Regions from separate parts of the Homo sapiens genome. Here region 1 is linked to region 2. The links are chromatin loops, found by intact Hi-C in ENCODE. Cell type or tissue: GM12878. All regions are shown on one strand. Each heading gives the region's core, and the rest is flanking DNA. Links, peaks and the distances in the headings are about the cores only. Region 1 has its middle 83 kb from the start of MKKS. Region 2 overlaps SLX4IP (SLX4 interacting protein).

Evidence for each region. Hi-C counts contacts between places; a loop is a spot of excess contacts. Peaks named below come from ENCODE experiments on the same cell type or tissue, not always from the same donor. Only the 100,000 strongest peaks of a DNase experiment are listed, where the experiment ranks them.
Region 1: it touches region 2 in a loop (2.7-fold over the local background); 3 of 110 quality-filtered maps call a loop at or near these places.

The regions. Positions count from the first base shown.
Region 1 is chr20:10,349,601-10,352,520 of GRCh38, forward strand. It overlaps the pseudogene RPL23AP6. Among named protein-coding and RNA genes, the nearest start is that of MKKS, 83 kb to the right of the region's middle. RefSeq lists an enhancer at 1,266-1,495. In GM12878, for the core only: no CTCF peak of the experiment used is centred there; DNase peaks (open chromatin) are centred at 781 and 1,431.
Region 2 is chr20:10,474,756-10,477,675 of GRCh38, forward strand. The region is part of intron 2 of SLX4IP (SLX4 interacting protein); the gene reads left to right. Among named protein-coding and RNA genes, the nearest start is that of SLX4IP, 41 kb to the left of the region's middle. In GM12878, for the core only: a CTCF peak has its summit at 1,875; a DNase peak (open chromatin) is centred at 1,816; H3K27ac peaks cover 1,939 bases.

The sequences.
Region 1 (2,920 bases), core at 319-2,818, 130 kb before region 2:
AAGCTTCCTTCTTCATCTTTGGCACCATCTTGTGAAAAGCTCTCTTCTAGTTTCTGATGTCTCCAGGCATCCCTTGGCTTGTAGCTGCACAACTCCAATCTCTGCCTCCATCTTCACATGGTCCTCCCCTATGTCTGCTTCTGCTCTTCTTTTTATAAGCACATTTGTCATTGGATTTGGGGCCCACCTAGTTAATCCAGGATGGTTTAATCTTGAGATTCTTCACTTAATTTACACCAACAAAGACTCTTTTTCCAAATAAGATCACATTCACACTCACACGTATCTGAAGTTGGAACTTGGACATGTTTTTCATGGCCACGATGCAACCCATTACAATGTCTAACTACCAATATTAAGATTCTATTCATTCAACACACATTTTTAAAATATCTATTATGTTCCAGGCACCAAATGGTGAGGATGCAAATATCAGCATGATGTGGCCACTGTCCTTCCTTAGCCAGATGACAACTTATCAAAGGTTTTTATCCTAATCCTTCTGTAATAAAATATATTTTAAATTCACATAAAAGGATATCTTATCTACTCTGAATCCCTTCGTATTAATTTTTCCATAAATTCTAAAGAACACTCTTCATTGTTACTTTTTCAATTGTCCTATTATTCATTTTTCAGATGTTATTAGCTCGAGGTCATTTCTTTCAAAAAATTTCATGATGTGAAACCATTTTAATTAGTTTCAACATATTTTCTTTCACCACAAGTCAAAGTACAGGAGCAGTAAACTTAGCAAGAACCCATTCATCCCTGTACCATTTTGTCATTAAGGTAACATCAATATCCCTCCGGCTGAGGTTAGCCATATCTTATCATGGCCTGGTTTCTTTGGAAAGCAGAGCCTGAGAACATATAGGTAGTTTATTTGGGAAATAATTCCAGGAAGCAGGAGTGTCAGATGGGGGCGGTTTGGAGGGGAACAGGGGATCAGGGAATCAAGAGGGAGAAACTAAACAGGAATACATTGCCAATTGAGCCCTCACAATGCAGTAACTGGTTTTTGCCCCCGTAAGACTTTCTGATTTTTTTTTTTTTTTGAGATGGAGTCTCACTCTGTTTCCCAGGCTGGAGTACAGTCACTGCAACCTCCGCCTCCCCAGTTCAAGCAATTCTCTTGCCTCAGCCTCCCGAGTAGCTGGGACGACTGGTGTGTGCCAGCTAATTTTTGCGTTTTTAGTAGAGATGGGGTTTCACCATGTTGATCAGGCTGGTCTCGAACTCCTGACCTCGTGATCCAACAGCCTCAGCCTCCCAAAGTGCTGGGATTACAGGCGTGAGCCACTTCGCCTGGCCTACTCCCTTACTTTCTTAGTAAACTTGCTTTCACTTTACTCTGTCATCTCACTTTTGATTTCCTTCCTGCATGAAGGCAAGAACCCATGTGACCTCCCAGGCTGCACCCCCTTGAGGTTCACCCTGTGAAAGAATGACTCACAGGACTCAGGAAAACACTGTACTTACAATTACTCTTTTCCCATAAAGGATACAAATGAATAGTCAGATGAAAAAACATATGATGGCAAGATCTGGAAGGGTCTTGAGCACAGGAGCTTCTGTCCCCATGGAGCCAGGGTCTGCCACCCTCCTGGTACATCAATGTGTGCACCAACTGGGAAGCAGTTCACACCTCATCATTCAGAGCTTTTATTGAAGTTTTATTATGTAGGCATGATTGAATCAGTCATTAGCCACATTAGCCTCAGTTTCTGGCCTCCCCTCCTCAGCAGGCAGGGACTGGGGCTGAAGGTTCCAACCCTCTCACCACATGGTTGATTTTCCTAGCTGCCACCCCCCATCCTGAAGCTCTCTAGGGGCTCTGCCAAAAGTTACCTTATTAGCATATACTTGGATATAGCAAAAGTGGCTCATTATGAATAACAAAAGACACTCCTGTCATTAAGGAAATTCCAAGAGTTTCTGAAACTCTGTGGCAGGAAACAGGGGCAAAGACCAAATACTTTTTTTTTTTTTTTGAGACGGAGTTTCAAAACTTGTCACCCAGGCTGGAGTGCAATGGCGTGATATTGGCTCACTGCAACCTCCGCCTCCCGGGTTCAAGTGATTCTCCTACCTCAGCCTCCCAAGTAGCCTAAATACATGTTTTGATTATTCACAGTACAACACATAGGGAGTGCTCACTGAACACTGACGATTGTTATTCTCGAGGTGTGGAAGCTGTGTCATAGACCACAATCATCACAACCACCCCTGGAACAAACACCTCTGCTGTGTTAACTTTTGAATTAAAAAAGTAAATCTTAATTTAAAAAAAAGAATTTTCAGGCCAGGCACAGTGGCTCATGCCTGTAATCCCAGTACTTTGGGAGGCCTAGGCGGGCAGATCACCTGAGGTCAGGAGTTTGAGACCAGCCTGGTCAACATGGTGAAATCCCGTCTCTACTAAAAATACAAAAAATTAGCTGGGTGTGGTGGTGCGTGCCTGTAATCCCTGCTACTTTGGGGGCTAAGATAGGAGAATCACTTGAACCGGGAGATAGAGGTTGCAGTGAGCCGAGATCGCGCCACTGTACTCTAGCCTGGGTGACAGAGTGAGACTCCGTCTCAAGAAAAACAAAATTCAGAGCAGAAGATTTGGAAATGTTACAGATCACAAGCTCTTTGGTTTCCCATGTAATAAAAATTAATACGGGGCCAGGTAGTTTTCCCAGTCAAGGTTTTTATTTTGGAGCTTGTGCTCAAGCTCAAGGAAGACAGTGGAGGTACAAGGACTCCCTGAAAAAGCTGGTTGGGGCTTTTTTATTAGGCAAAGCACGGGAATTAACATCAGGTGTAGGGTATGCAGGCTGGGTTGGGCAAAGCATGTGAGGGGTAGATTATTCAGTTAGCATATCTGGTTGCAATGTTTATCTTGAGTAATGGACCACCTGGTGGTCTGGCT
Region 2 (2,920 bases), core at 328-2,827:
TCCATCTAATCGGGGCTGCTGAATCAGAGGTGTTGGGGGTGTTCCCTGGGATGATGCTGCCCTTTGGCCACTGATCTCTGTATCATAGCTTACCTCGGCCTCCCTCTGGCGCCACCATCCAGGACTGGAAGCATTTGCTTTTCCTCAGGGAGCCGTGGGTTCAGGCCATGGGTGGTGAGAGAGTCTCATCTTCTCCAGCTTCCTGGTCCTCAGACTTGAGTAACACTCCTTATCCTCTGTCTGTTGCCTTCTTTGGGCAAGCACGTGGAGCCGCTCAAGTAAAGCTGCTCTTCATTGGGAATATTATCTGCCAAGGCTAAGCCAGGATCCCTAGAGAGCATCCAAGTCAGGGCTTTCAGCAGAGTTCCCTGGAAGCACTGCATTCTGTGGAGGGCCAGAGCCAGATCCCTGTCTCTGCTCCAGCCGACAGCTCGGCCACCATCAGTTTGGTGTATTGAGGTCATGCATAGAATTTAACATTGAAAAACATCCTTGTTCAGCTCCTTCAGTGATGAGATGAGAATCCCTGGGGAGTGGAAAGTGAGGATCTCAGAAGTTGCCCAAGGGAACTTAGTGTCTTATTTAGAGTCATAATAACTAGCTTAGACTAGCGTAACTGCTAGTCAAGGCTCTTTGGAAGGAAGTAACACCCACGCAAACTACTAGAACTTGAAATGGGCAGTTTATGATAAGGGAGTGTGACTGTCTCAGCATACTGGCATCAGTGTGCTATTGAGCTGGTGAGGGCCTGGAGGTAGCTTCAGGTTGCCCATGGCCCTGAGGCAGCTTCACTGTGGGCCTCTCTTTGAGAAGTGGGATTCTGGTCTTTGCATCTTCCTTGTTATTCTCCCTCTGCTGGCCTCTCTCTGCTCCTTTGTTCATGTTGCAGAAGATAGTGGCTCCTCACCTCCCAAGTGACATATCCTACAAAACTGCTGCACTTTCTGCCCCAATAGCAAACTTCTGGAGGTGAATTTGGGCAGATGTCCACTTTTGCTTCATCGATTGTGGCACGGGGCAGTGTCACATGGTAAATACATGGCTGCCCATGCCCACCCTTGAGCATGACAGCTGTCAGAAAGAGGGGCATAGATTCCCCCAGAAGTTACATGATAGTACTTTACAATTTAGAGACTTTGCTGGAAAGTTTCTTTTTGGCAGTCTCATAGACAGGCCTTTTTACAGAACATAGTAATGAGCACTTACAGTTTGTAGAGAGGCCTCGGGGGCATCCAAGAGGTAGCTGGAATAATCTGACCCTTGAGAAGCTTCTCTTGGTTCCTGGGGATGACGATGGTCATAATTAACTGCTTTACTTACAACTTGGCAATGTGTTTTATTATCGGTGTGCATTTTGAAGTGTTTTAAGGTTTTTCACATCCCTCACTGTGTGTGTGTGTGTATATATATATCTGTTATGATAATTAAACCAAATATTGTAAAAGTCAAGAAAAGTGTCAAAGAGGATGTCATTCTACTAAACTTTTTTGAATGGCTACTCTTTGATGATCTTGTGAGTTGGGAGAGGACCCAACCTTCAGTAGCATGAATCTGGTCTTAAATCTTAAATTTTGAAGCACTGAATGCATTGCAAAGTGTCCCATAGTCATCTATGAGTGTGCATATTTGCTTTTGACTCAGCATTCCATTTGTACTTCCTCCACAACAAAAAATGCATTGTAGCTTTAGTATTTTTAATTGTCACCAAGTAGTACTGCTAGCCATTGTGCAAAGTCTACCAACAGCTGATAAAATGATTACATTTTTAAAGGTTGCTGGATGGAATCAGATGTTGCTGTATCAGTTCCTATGCCGCGTGTGTCTGTTTCACTTCCCATAATGACTGATTCTCCACCTGCCATGACAGTGCATTCTTGATCTGCTGCGCCCTCCTTGGGTTGGGGACTGGAATATTTATTTTTAGGAAAAGTTAAAATTATCCAGAGAAGGGTGCTTTCTGTAAAATTTACATGAATCAGCCTCTTATTGCAGAGATCATGGGAGATGTGTGTGTGTGTAGATAAAAAAAACTCAATGGAAAAATGTAAAACTGTTAAAGGGAAGGAATATAATGAACATTGTTTTACCCATCACTATCTTTAACATTGTGGGCACTTTTAAATTAACTAGTATTCAAACTAAATGTGTGTTTAATAAAAGTGAATGGTACTACATAACATTAATGCTTTTGCAGTTAAGCTAGATTTTCCAAATTTCAGCAAAACCAAGAGTCTTAGCTCCTTCCTTCAGTCTTCAGTTTAAATTCTAAGAAATATTATTCGAAGTTTAAGAGGTCTTATTAGGGCATTAATGTGGGTTTTCCCGTATCAAGAGCAGACACAGGTTTTTGGTGTCTTAGGTTCTAAAGATACCAGTGTTCCTTAGATTTCTGACCTGACTGTGAAGGGAATTCTCTTTTTTTTTTGAGACGGAGTTTCGCTCTTTTAGTGGCATGATTTCGGCTCACTGCAACCTCCGCCTCCTGGGTTCAAGTGATTCTTCTGCCTCAGCCTCCTGAGTAGCTGGGTTACAGGTATGCACCACCACGCCTGGCTAATTTTTGTATTTTTAGTAGAGACGGGATTTCACCATGTTGGTCAGGCTGGTCTCAAACTCTTGACCTCATGATCTGCTCACGTTGGCCTCCCAAAGTGCTAGGATTACAGGCATGAGCTGATTTTTTGTGTTTTTAGTAGAAATGGGGTTTAACCATGTTAGCCAGGCTGGTCTTGAACTCCTGACCTCAGGTGATCCGCTTGCCTCTGCCTCCCAAAGTGCTGGGATTACAGGCGTGAGCCACCGTGCCCGGCCGAAGGGAATTCTTGTTAGGCTATTGCACAGTTGTCAGATGGACCTGACTGCTTCTCATCTCTAGGATCTTGGTTCCTTCTCTCCAATATGGGGATAATAAGTGTCAATC